Linked DNA regions of Homo sapiens: all the other regions are linked to region 2. Evidence: chromatin contacts called from ENCODE Hi-C or POLR2A ChIA-PET data. All regions are on one chromosome and are shown on one strand. The core of a region is the stretch at or near the end of the contact, and the rest is flanking DNA. Distances in the headings are between cores, read along the strand shown.

Region 1 (4,634 bases), core at 864-3,363, 610 kb after region 2:
CATTGATGGCCCGTCTGGTCTATACTCAAACCATGTCCTTCTTAACTCTTCCACCATCCCTATCCCTCTGACCTCACCTCAAACCCCAGCTGTTGTTAGCAATTCCACCATCAAAGTCTCTTATCTGTGCTCTCCAACCTGGGCTTCTATTAACTCTTCCAACCTAAATCAACCCTTAATTTTACCTTGAACTGGGGAATCTGTTATCCATTCCACTATTAATGGGTTTGGATCTAGAGAGAGAATTCAGGGCTTTGAGGGTGGAAAATTAATAATCCTGGGTCTATGTGTTAAGCTTGAGTTTCTGTTCACTTTTCCATCACCAGGGCAATTTACATGTGAATCTTTTTGCATGTCTGTTAACTCTTTCCCCATTACTGCCCCTCAGTTCTTGCTCACTGCAACCTCCACCTCCCAGGTTCTAGTGATTCTCATGCTTCGGCCACCCAAGCAGCTGGAATTACAGGCATGCACCACCACGTCTGGGTAATTTTCGTATTTTTAGTAGAGACAGGTTTTCGCCAAGTTGGCTATGCTGAGTCCTGGCTTCAAGTGATCTGCCTGCCTCCACCTCCCAAAATGCTGGGATTATAGGAGTGAGCCACTACGCTCTGCATCCCTCAGATCTTTACACTGACTGCAGGCCTCAGTTGAGTCCTCTCCATCTATGATCCTTTGGTATGTACAGAAAATCAAGGCTGTACTAACTTTTTAGCTACTTGTGCCCCTTCTCCTGTATCCACCAACCCCAATCCTCAGTTAACATTTATTTTTATAGAGATGGAGTCTCACTATGTTGCCCAGACTGGTCTTGATCTCCTGGGCTCACATGATCCTCCCGCCTCAGCCTCCCAAAGTCCTGGGATTACAGGTGTCAGCCACTGTGCCCGGCCCTCAGTTAACATTTTTTTCTTATTTTTATTTTTTGAGACAGAGTTTTGTCTCTCCCCCAGGTTGGAGTGCAGTGTCACAGTCTTGGCCCACTGCAACCTCCACCTCCCAGGTTCAAGCGATTCTCATGCCTCAGCCTCCCAAGCAGCTGAGACTACAGGCATGTGCCACCACATCTGGCTAAATTTTGTATTTTTAGTAGAGATAGGGTTTTGCCATGTTGGCCAGGCTGGTCTCTAACTCCTGGCCTCAAGTGATCCTCCCGCCTTGGCCTCCCAAAGTTCTGAGATTGCAAGTGTTAGCCACTGTGCCCAGCCCTCAGTTAACATTTTTATCATGAATGCCATTTGGTTTGACTTTGAAGTCAGACCTTGATTAATTCTTCCACCATCATTACCCCTTTGGTATAGGCTGTGAATTCCGGGGCTCTGTTAACCACATCACGTGACTTTAATGGGTCTCTGGTCTTGGCTCAGATTTGGGTCTAAGTTAACCTTCCATTTAAGGCCTCTCTGAAATAACTTTGGAATTGGGTTACTATTGCACCACCAGTGCCCCTCTGATTTGATCTTCAAGCAGGATATTTGTTAATGTTTTCTCCATCCATACACCCTGATAGAGGTCTTGAATCCTAGGACTTTCTTAACTATTGTAACCATCAGAGTTCCCGTTTTGTATCGAACATGAACCTTTGTTAACTCTGCAATCCTGTTCCGGGCTGACTTCCAATCCAGCCCTTTGTTAAGTCGTCTAAAACCAATGTCCCTTAGGTTTTACCTCGAACCTCTGACTCTATGAACTCTTTTAGTTTTGATACGGGCTGCAAAAGGCCATATAAGCCTACTTGAACTAGGGCAGGCAGAAGTCCAGGCTGTAAATGACAGGTGAAGGTGGGCCCTTCCGTGTTCAAAGGAGCCAATGGAGGACCGGTGGGCAGTGAGTGACAGATGGGGGCGGGTCCTGACGCCAAGCAGGAACAATAGGAAGGCGGCAGGGCGCCGAGGCCAGGTGGGGAGAAGTGGGCGGGTATGTGTGAGCCCCCTGAAAGGCTGCATGATGTCAAAGGTCTCTTCCCTTTCTCCAGACGTTTTAGGAATTCGCTTCTGCGGAGGAATCTCCCGGGGGGTGCTCTGTCCAGCCTTCCCACTTTCCCCGTTTCCCACCCTGCCATGTCGCCACGCCTTTGCTCAGGCCGTGCCTCTTCTGGTGGCCGGGAACGCCCACTCACCCGGACAAGTCGCGGCCCTTCCAAGCCTCACACTGCTTTCGTAGGATCAATTCCGAATACCCAAACTCGGAGATATCACGAGGACTCCCCCGGGCCCCCAAACGCACCTCTCCTCTGGCTGGAATGGGAGCCTCCAGAAGCAGTGCGAGACCACGGCCAGCGACAGAGGTCCTGGCGCTGGCGGAATGACGCCATTTTTGTTACTGGTAGAGCTCGGCTTCGTGGCTGTTTCGGAGCCACCGAAAGATAAGCTCCCTCGTCACCCTGACATCTCTCCGGGAAGACTGGAAGGGAAATGGCCTTTCGGGGGATGTTGAACGCATTTGGGCAGGCGGGGAGCCAAGCCCGGCTTGAGAGCAGAGCCGGGGTGAGGGGCCTGGCTGAGTGCTGCGGGTCTATGTGATCAGTGACGGATGGAGACAAGTGGAGGGCCTGAGGAGGGGATTGAGTGACGTGGAGAACAGTGATAGGGGAGCCTGTGGGACCAGGGGTAACAGTATGTGGGTTATGCAAATGGGAGTTTGTGGGGTGATGGGGGATCTGTGCGGTGTTTGATGATGTCTGTAAGGGTGAGTGATGGGGCTTCTATGGGATGGGTGAAGGGAGTCTGGGGTGAGTGATGGGTGGTCTGTAGGGTGAGGGATGCTGATCCGTGGGGTGAGTGGATAGGGGGATCTGGGGTGAGGGATGAGGGTCTATGAGGACAAGAATGGGAGTGTGTGTGGGGTCAGTGTTGACATTCTGTGGGGTCCATGATGGGTGGCTTTTTCAGATCAATCATATGTGCATGAATGAACAAAAATCTCTGCTCCTGTGGTGTCCACATTCCGATGGAGAAGTCCAACTTGGTGGTTTGATTTGTATTTCCCTCATGACCAATAAGTTTGAGCACATTTTCTTATATGGATTCATCACTTGGAGATCTTCTTTTGTGAGGGGCCTGTCTTTTGTTCATTTTTCTGTTGGACTCTCTGCCCTTTTCTTAATGATTTGTAGGAATTTTTTTTTTTTTTTTTTTTTTTAGACGAAGTCTCACTCTGTCGCCCAGGCTGGAGTGCAGTGGAGAAATCATGGTTCACTGCAACCTCCACCTCCTGGGTTCTAGCAATTATCCTACCTCAGCCTCCCGAGTAGCTGGAATTACAGGCGCCTGCCACCACGCCTGGCTGATTTTTTTGTATTTGTAGTAGAGACAGGGTTTCGCCATGTTGGCCAGGCTGGTCCCGAACTCTTGACCTCAGGTGATACACCCACCTCGGCCTCCCAAAGTGCTGGGATTACAGGTGTGAGCCACCGTGCCCGGCCAGGAATTGTTTTTATATATTCTGATACCACTCCTTTAGTAGTGGTATGTGTTTTGCAAATATCTCCTTCCAGCTTTTGGCTTCTCTTTTCATTTTATGGCTTTAAATATGAAGATTTTCAGTTAATTTTGAACTGTAAAGCACATTCTTCAGTTAAAAAGCAGACAATATCGGCTGGGCGTGGTGGCTCACACCTATAATCCCAGCACTTTGGGAGGCCGAGGCGGCCGGATCACGAGGTCAGGAAATCGAGACCATCCTGGCTAACACGGTGAAACCCCGTCTCTACTAAAATTACAAAAAAATTAGCTGGGCGTGGTGGCGGGCTCCTGTAGTCCCAGCTACTGGGGAGGCTGAGGCAGGAGAATGGAGTGAACCAGGGAGGCGGAGCTTGCAGTGAGCCGAGATCGCGCCACTGCACTCCAGCCTGGGCGACAGAGCGAGACTCCATCTCAAAAACAAAAAACAAAAAACAAAAAAAAAAAAAACAGACAATGTCCTGTGGAATTTAGGAGGATAACTAATTTTTTAGGGCATCCAGAAGCAAGGGGTGTTGCCTGAAAATCTTAGTGCTAGGACAGCTTGGGAGGAGTTCTTTACTTTTTGTTCCTCTACCACCTCGCTCTAAATCACTGGCAGTGTGATCTTAGACAACTCATGAAACCTCTCTAGGCATCAGTTTCCCACTGCGAAATGAGGATAATAGCAGGGCCTACCCTGTGAGGCTTGGGATGAGAAGTGAGTTAATACCTGAATGTTACCTATTCGCCATAGTTTTGCAGCACTAATTTTGTATATATTTCATGGATCTTCCTTGAACTCAAGGTTACTGCTGCTCATGTAATACCAAAATCTGGTGAAGGAAATTAAATACCAAGGAATAAGGTTTTGTCAGCTATGGTTGCTTTGGAGGGTCACAACCCATTGTAATATCTAAGAAGCTTTTTTTTGTTTTTGTTTTGTTTTGTTTTGTTTTGCCTCCAAGAACTAATTTTTGTCCCCTTGGGGGCAGTATCACCCCCCAGTGAGAATGTGTGATCTACATGGTATTTTTTTTTTGTTTTCTTTTCTTTTCCTTTTTTTTTTTCTTTGACAGGGTCTCATTCTGTTGCCCAGGCTGGAGTGCAATGGCGTGATCTCAGCACATTGCAACCTCCGCCTCCCGGATTCAAGTGACTCTCCTGCCTCAGCCTGCCAAGTAGCCAGGACTA
Region 2 (4,097 bases), core at 240-2,739:
ATTTAGGACTCTAGTCTTAGGAAGTTGAGGCTCATTCACAGATTCAATCCATGCCCTCCCCCACCACCCCAGCCCCAATTCATGACAGGTAGGATTCTAGTATTTGGGGGTTGGAGTTGAGATTTGAAGTTCAGACACATAGACTTGGGAGTTTCGCGGGGAGTCCAGCTAAAGTAAGTGCAATTTGGGGTTTGTGGAGAGAGTTATGGTTTAGGAGTTTGGTGGATATTTGATAGCCTTGGGATCTGGAAGTTATGCTGGGTCCATCTTTATGGGTTTAAAAGGATGAATTTGGGGCTTAAACCTAGAAAGTTCAGGTCAGGGGATTGTGGAAAAGACTTTTTGCTTAAGAACTACCTCGGTATTTGAGTGTTCAGGAATTTTAATATGGGAACTCTGGGGTCTGTGCTGTGGATTTAGAAGGACAGATTTGGAGTTCAAGGATCAATGGAATATTCAACTTTGGGGTTTGTTGAACAGATTTATGACTTAGGAGCTTGGCAAACATCTGGGGTTCAGGAGTTTTGATGAGAGATTCCTGGGATGCAAAATGTTGAGTTTAGAATAGATTTGAGGTTCAGGTACAAATACAGTGCTCATTTATTGGAATTTGTGGAAAAGATTAGGCTTAGGCAGCAGACTAATACTGGGGGCTTTAGAGATCTTGATACGGAGACTGGGGCCAGTCATTGCAGACTTAGAAAGGCAAGTCAGAGTTTGCCATCTGGATGAGTCTTTGGTTCTGGGGCTCAGGGATTCACTGATCAGGTCTGAGGTCTTGAAGCTATGGACACATATGGACACAGATCTGGGTTTGCGGGTTGAGAACTGGCTTGCAAGTCCAGTCGGGGGTGGGGGGGTCACCTGAAGGCCGTAAAGGCGGATGAAGTAGGACTTCTGGGGGTTATCCTTCACGAAGCACACAGCCCCACAATGCTCCTTGGTCCAGTGCTCAGCTCCAGGGGGCAGCGCCAGGTACAGCTGAACAACTGCAGTGGCCAGCGTCTGGGAGAGGAAAGCAGGGGTCAGTGGAGTCTGGTCAGGGGTAGCCACAAGGTCTTGGAGCCAGACCTGGTCCTTCCTGCCTCATGACAGTCATGGGCCCAAAGGAAGAGCTGCAGCCAGAGGGAAGGCAAGTAGACATTGAGATCTTCCTGGGAAGGGTGGATTATGACGGGAAATTCTAGGAGAGGAGATGATGGAGAGGGAAAGGAGGAGCGGGAGGAGGGGAAGAGAGAGAAGGAGGAGAGGAAGAGGAAGAAACGGTGGGGACGGGGCGGGGGCAGGAGATCCCCAGCTCACCAAGCATTTTCGTCCAAGCATCTCAAAGAGTCGCTGGTTCTCGTGGTCCTGGAGGAGGGTGGAGGGTATGTTCTGCTGAACCGCTGGTGCTCCTCGGCCCCCGGGCCTTCCTCCCATTGGGCCCCCACTCATGGTGCTTTCTGCCCTTGTCTTCTCTGGCGAGGCTCTGGGTGCAGGGTAAGAAGAGGAACTTCCGCAATGAGCAGCAAGGGAACAGGAAATGCAAAAAACCACAAGGGACAAGGGAAACAAGTCCTCCAGGGGCCCCTTGGTGGGCCTGGCCTCCTCGTTAGGCTGAGCTTGGGCCCTCCGCCATCAGATTGGAACCCTCCTCCACTTGACTGCTTAGACCCACCTTTTGGATCAGCTTGGGTCCTCCTCCCCCTTTCTTACTCTCTGGGGCCCATCTCCTTCTGACTGGCTCAGACCCTCCTCCCTCTGGCTGGCAGCGAGAGCTTAGCACATCTGTGTGCAGGGCTCCCTGTGGCAAGGAGTAGTCATGGGCCTGGGTGGCCTCCTTTCTAAAGCACCTAGGTAGCCTGAGGCTGAGGCCCGAGGTCCCTAGTCCGGAAGGGTTACTACAGTAAAACTTTTCCTTTTGGCTGGGGACAATAGCTCACACCTGTAATCCCAGCACTTTGGGAGGCCGAGACGAGTGGATCACTTGAGGTCAGGAGTTCAAGACGAGCCTGGGCAACATGGCAAAACCCCATTTCCACTAAAAAATACAAAAATTAGCCAGGCATGGTGGCACACACCTGTAGTCCTAGCTGCTCAGGAGGCTGAGGCAGGAGAATCGCTTGAACCCAGGAGGCGGAGGTTGCAGTGAGCTGAGACTGCACCACTGCACTCCAGCCTGGATGATGACAGAGCAAGACCCTTGTCTCAAAAACAGCAACAACAACAACACAACAAAAACCCTTTTCCTTTTAATTACAGAGCGAGCCCCTGTGATCCACGCCTATCGTGAGTGCTTAGACACTGCCAATGACGCATATGCCTCTGGTCCACTTCCCCATCCCTTACCCTTGCCTCCCCGCAGCTCCCAAATTACTTTCTGCTTGTCATACTTTTTTTTTTCTTTTTTTTTTTGAGATGGAGTCTCACTCTGTCGCCAGGCTGGAGTGCGGTGGCACGATCTCGGCTCACTGCAACCTTTGCCTCCCGGGTTCAAGTGACTCTCCTGCCTCAGCCTCCCAAGTAGCTGGGACTACAGGCACACGCCACCACGCCCAGCTAATTTTTTTGTATTTTTAGTAGAGACAGGGTTTCACCATGTTGGCCAGGATGGTCTCGATTTCTCGACCTCGTGATCCACCTGCCTCGGCCTCCCAAAGTATTAGAATTACAGGCGTGAGCCACCGTGCCCAGCCCATCCCTTTTTTAAAGAAAGGAACTTTATATCATATATGAATGCCTGAACAACATCTTGTTTAGTTTTCATTGCACTTGAAGTTTGTAAAAGCACATAATCTTCAAAGGCTTGCTTTCTCCCCACTGGACATCCTAGTTTTATCTTAACACTCACATAGCACTTAACGTGTGTGCCAGTCACTGTTCTGACCCCTTTGCCCGGAGTGCGAGCCAGGCAGGCCAGGTGTGAGTGCATGGTCTCGTCCCTCCACGCCTTCACTCTTGGCTGTTGCTGTGATTCCTGTTTGCCTATAGTGGTAGCTGTTCATTTATTTCCACTGCCATACAGCATTCCATGGTGTGCATGTGCAGCCTGGGTGTCCATATTCTCCTGTAACAGCCCTTTGGGCTGCTTCTGGTTCTTGCTGTTGGGAGCAACACTGCAGTGTTCACTCCCGCACACATCTCCTGGTCCACATAGGCATGCAGACTCTCAGACGGGAATCTGAGGGCTGTAGGGTTTGCATGTCTCTAACTTCTCCAGATGATGCCAGACTATTTCCACAAGTGAATGCTAGCTCAGTCCCCGGCCTCCCCAGGCCTCAGTTTCCCCATGTATGAGGTAGGCCATTTGGAGACTTGAAGCTCTCAGATACAGGAACAGCAGTTTGGGGGAGCTGAGCAGGTCTGGGGTGTGACTGACATTCCCAGGTACCTGAAGGAGGAACGGCACATCTCCAGTTGGGACCTGCAGTCCTTCCTGGAAACTTCCATGGCTTCCCACACGTGCAGGTTCAAAGCCTCTCTCCTGAACCTAGGTTCAGAACCCCTTCTGCAGTGGCAGTTCCAACCTCCCTCCCGTGTCCCCACTCACAGCTAAGCTTCGGGCCTGGAGCACCTCCAACCTGCTGATCAGGGCAAGCCCCGATGTGGCCTTCAAGGCCATTGCACGTGTTCATTGTGACACTGCTCACTGAGCAGTCAGTGTGTGCTAGGCGTATCTCCAGCATTTGGACAGATGACACTAAATGGGTATTGAAGCATTGAATGAAGGTTCAGTAATGATATCCAATTTGATTCAGTGGTTCCAGAGGCTTTTCTAAGTGCTTTCCATTTATTAACTCATTTCACATTCACAGATGACCCCACAAAGTAAGCACTACTGGCCGGGTGCGGTGGCTTACGCCTGTAATCCCAGCACTTTGGGAGGCCGAGGCAGCCAGATCACGAGGTCAGGAGTTCGAGACCAGCCTGACCAACATGATGAAACCCCGTCTCTACTAAAAATACAAAAATTACCCTGGTGTGGTGGTGCACACCTGTAATCCCAGCTACTCAGGAGGCTGAGGCAGGAGAATCACTTGAACCTGGGAGGCGGAGGTTGCAGTGAGCCGAGATCGTGCCATTGCACTTCAGCCTGGGTGACAAGAGCAAGACTCCAT
Region 3 (4,204 bases), core at 1,705-4,204, 520 kb before region 2:
GCTGCAGTGAGCCATATTCATGCCACTGGACTCCAGCCTGGGCAACACAGGGAAACCCTGTCTCAAAAAAAAGATATTCATTCAGATGGTTCAAAATTCAAAAGGTAGGCCAGATGCAGTGGCTCACACCTGTAATCCCAGCACTTTGGGAGGCCAAGTGGACAGTGGATCACTTAAGGTCAGGAGTTCACAACCAGCCTGGCCAACATGGCAAAACCCCATCTCTACTAAAAAAAAAAAAAAAAAAAAAAAAAATAGCCGGACGTGGTGGTTTGTGCTTGTAATCCCAGCTACTCAGGAGGCAGAGGTAGGAGAATCGTTTGAACCCAGGAGGCGGAGGTTGCAGTGAACTGAGATTGCACCACTGCACTCCAGCCTGGGCAACAGAGTGAGACTCTGTCTCAAAAACAAAACAAAACAAAACTACTGAGATGCTGTTTTTCATCTTTCAGGGTGGTGAGTATCAAAAAGTTTGATAATGTTCCATACTGGCAGGTTGGCCAGAAACAAGCGTTCTCATAAATCGCTTGTGGAAGTTTCATTGGTATAACCTGTGTAGAAGGCAACTGGGCAAAATCTAGAAAAATAAATTCATTTACTGTTTTGTTCAGCTTCATACTTCTAGGAATTTCTTACAGGTAGACTCATATATGTGCTAAAAGGTGTATGTATAAGATGATACACTACCAGGCTGTTTATTTTTTTATTTTATTTGAGATGGAGTCTCAAAAGGTACAAAGGGGTATAAAGTGAAAAGTTTCCCTACCCTCTGGAAGCAAATAGTATTATCAGGTATCTTTCACAGACATACAAGATGGTGTGCTGAAAAAAAAAAGATGGTGTACTGATAAGTTAGCACAGTGGCTAAGAGTAACAGGTGCTGGAGCCAGACTTCCTGGGTTCATATCCTGGTTCTACCAATTTACCAGCTGTGTGAACTTAGGAAAATTCCTCTCCGCCTCTTAGTTTATTCAGCTGTAAAACAAAGATAGTTGTCGTACCTGTCACATAGGGTTACAGTAAGAATTTAAGTGAGTAATACAGGCAAAGTTCTCTAAAGAGTACTTGACAGAAAACAGCCACAATTTAAATGTTAGCTATTCTCTGTCTGATATAACCCTTCTCTTCTCTTTGTACACAATTACCACACAGTTTGACATCTTGCATTTTTTACTTAACTAAATATCTTGGCAATCATTCCATAGTTCCATGTTATTATAATGACAGCGGCATAGTATCAGAGTTTATTTAAACAGGCTACCAACAATGAGCACTTTGGGAGTGTCCATTCTTTATCCTATTATAAACAGCCCTGGCCTGGCCCAGTGGCTCACACCTGTAATCCCAGCACTTTGGGAGGCCGAGGCAGGCAGATCACATGAGGTCAGGAGTTCATGACCACCCTAGCCAATATGGCGAAACCCCATCTCTACTAAAACTACAAAAAAAAAAAAAAAAATTAGATGGGCGTGGTGGTGAATGCCTGTAATCTCAGCTACTCAGGGAGGGTGAGGCAGGGAGAATTGCTTGAACCCGGGAGGCGGAGGTTGCAGTAAGCGGAGATCATGCCACTGCACTCCAGCCTGGGCAACAGAGTGAGACTCCGTCTCAAAAAAAAATAAAAAATAAACAGCCCAGTCATGTATTATCTTATACATATATCTTTTAGCACATGTATGAGTCTATCTGTAAGATGAATTCCTAGAAGTATGAAGGTGAACCAAACAGTAAATGAATTTGTTATTTTTTTTTTTTAGATTTTGCCCGATTGCCTTCTACACGTTATACCAATGAAACTTCCACAGGCGATTTATGAGAACGCTTGTTTCTGGCCAACCTACCAATACGGAACGTTATCAAACTTTTTGATACTCACCACCCTGAAAGATGAAAAACAGTATCTCAGTATTTTTGTTTGCTTGTTTGTTTTTGAGATGGAGTCTCGCTCTGTTGCCCAGGCTGGAGTGCAGTGGTGCAATCTCGCCTCAGTGCAACCTCCGCCTCCTGGGTTCAAGCAATTCTCCTGCCTCAGCCTCCCAAGTGGCTGGGATTACAGGCGCCTGCCACCACAGCCAGCTAATTTTTGTATTTTTAATAGAGATGGGGTTTCACTATGTTGGCCAGGCTAGTCTCAAACTCCTGACTTCAAGTGATCCACTGTCCACTTCGGCCTCCCAAAGTGCTGGGATTACAGGCATGAGCCACTGCGCCTGGCCGAAGTTGAGCATCTTAAGCCCCAACTGTATTTTGGATTTTGCATCATAGCCATCACTGTTGACCTTGATGGGCCTAGTTTTAGTCGCAGGAAGGAGGGTTATTCCAATTAAGAGAGAGCTAAGGAATAAATAGGTAAAGTGGTAGAGTTCGAGTAGGCATTAATTTGACAAAGAGGAAGAAAGAAATAAGGGAGATGGCTAGATGGGGGCAGGAGTTTCAGGGTGTGCTTAAAATGCAGACTATGAAAAAGGAACCTGGAAGGCCTTGAACCGTGTTTAAACTGCAGGGACTCTGGGCACTGCCAGCTAGTAGCTGGCTGACCTTGTGAGAGTCACTTAAGCTCTCTGGGGAATTATTTTCCTCGTCTGTAAAAACGGCCTAATAGTCCCTACAACGTAGGACTTCTGTAAGCATTAAATGAGTGAACATGTTTAACAAACTCAGAAAAGAGCCTGGCAAAGTTGTCACACTGTAGGACCGAGCAGGGAGGTCTCCTCTCCCCGGCCCTCGACTTGTGTTTTCCCAACGCATATTCCCGCACGCTCTCACGGCTCCAGCCTCCGGGCCGGAATGGCTGCCGGTGAGACTGTGGTACAACCCGCTGTGCGCAGGCGCGTGGCGGGCAAGGAGGGGGCGCGAGGGGCGGGGCTGCAGCCGCCTGGGCTGTTCCAACGAGCGCGCGCCGCCCCCGCCGCGCCCCGCGCCGCCCTTGCTAGCCGAGCCTCCCGCCCCCTGCATTGCTGATGCTGCTGCTGGCGGACATGGACGTGGTGAATCAGGTACGCGCTCCAGCACCGTGGACAGAGCCCGCCGCCGCCCGGCTGCCTAGGCCGGGTCGCTCAGGCCAGCCGACTCTGGGAGGTGGTGGCCAGGGTCTGGCAGCGGAGACCCGGTCCCCGGCGCTGGGGATGGGGGTCTGCGGCAGGTGAAGGGGAGGAAGGGGGAGGTGGAGAAAAGGAGTGCGCTCTTTGCCGCAGCGAGGGCCGTCCTCACTGCCGCAGCGGGGGCCCCCGGAGCCCCGTTTATTACTGGCGACCGCGAGGGGAGGAATAGGGGCCTGGGGGCTGGAGTGAGGGCAAGGGACAAGGGGAGGGGAGAGTGGAAGGAAGATGGGGGGTGCTGCGGATAAGCTAGGAAATAGAGCGACAGAAGGTGTGGGGGCGGGGATGGGGGAGAGGGCTGGCACCCGCCCCTCCCAAACAGAGACTGTACCCCCATAGGCGACCACCCCTTCCCCCAGAGCACACCTAGGGGACAATCCGGTTTTACTCCTTCCAAAACCCCCAGCCTCCTCACCCCCAACACATAGCGACTGAAGCCGTGTCCCAGCCCTCCCCCACCTTAATCAGTCCAGACCCTCTCCGCCATGTCTCTCGTCTTTGCCACCTCAGAAACTCACCCCCAATCAGTCCCAACCCTTCCCCATCCCCATCACCTCAAATATCTACCGCCACCGCCGTCTAACACACCTTTACCCCTGCAGACCCTTCCCCCACCTGAGCCAAACCGACTCCTGCCCCGTTATGACTCACCTTCACCATCACAACCCCCCCACCCGAATGCACCCCACTCCATCCCCATTCTCTACCCGAACCCCTTCCCCATCCGACTCGCCTTTACGTTTCAAACCTGCTCCCCCTCCTTAACTAGTCCTGACCTCATCCCCATCTCCCTCACCCCCGACTTCCTCTGCCATCTGACTCACCATCTCTTCAGACCTTCCCACCAGTCCTTGGACCCTGGGGCTCACACCATCCCCAAGGTGTCACTTTCTCCTTCTCACCCTCTCCCCGAGGTCACATGCTCCATCCCCTGGGGTCATTGATGGGCAGCCTTGCCGCTCACCTCCCTGTACCTCCAACAACCCCACCCCTTCCCCACTGTTTCTCTCCTCAGCTGGTGGCTGGGGGTCAGTTCCGGGTGGTCAAGGAGCCCCTCGGCTTTGTGAAGGTGCTGCAATGGGTGAGTGTGGTCCGGGCTGTTGGGG

What was found. Hi-C counts contacts between places; a loop is a spot of excess contacts on that map. ChIA-PET counts read pairs that join two places held with the same protein, here RNA polymerase II (POLR2A). Pooled maps may share reads with other maps.
Region 1: a loop to region 2 is called in a pooled map, with 5 times the contacts of the local background. The contact joins the promoter of ZNF630 here to the promoter of WAS in region 2. A Hi-C loop is called at or near these places in 1 of 168 maps with a recorded cell type or tissue (CD4-positive, alpha-beta T cell), 1 of 37 single-sample maps with no recorded cell type and 12 of 50 pooled maps.
Region 3: a pooled map shows a loop between it and region 2 (3-fold over the local background). The contact joins the promoter of SYP here to the promoter of WAS in region 2. A Hi-C loop is called at or near these places in 1 of 37 single-sample maps with no recorded cell type and 9 of 50 pooled maps. POLR2A ChIA-PET finds 5 or more read pairs at or near these places in 1 of 52 experiments (activated CD4-positive, alpha-beta T cell).

The regions. Positions count from the first base shown.
Region 1 is chrX:48,069,119-48,073,752 of GRCh38, reverse strand. It overlaps ZNF630 (zinc finger protein 630), which reads left to right and starts at 2,113. Exons shown (of 5, transcript NM_001282201.2): 1 at 2,113-2,486. RefSeq lists a silencer at 1,775-1,971 and an enhancer at 1,883-2,142.
Region 2 is chrX:48,681,191-48,685,287 of GRCh38, reverse strand. WAS (WASP actin nucleation promoting factor) reads right to left here and starts at 1,489. Exons shown (of 12, transcript NM_000377.3): 1 at 1,303-1,489; 2 at 865-1,005. The coding sequence starts at 1,434.
Region 3 is chrX:49,198,943-49,203,146 of GRCh38, reverse strand. It overlaps SYP (synaptophysin), which reads left to right and starts at 2,954. Exons shown (of 7, transcript NM_003179.3): 1 at 2,954-2,996; 2 at 4,114-4,179. The coding sequence starts at 2,961. SYP-AS1 (SYP antisense RNA 1) reads right to left here. Exons shown (of 2, transcript NR_046649.1): 1 at 3,923-4,204; 2 at 693-975. RefSeq lists silencers at 2,762-3,001, 3,072-3,121.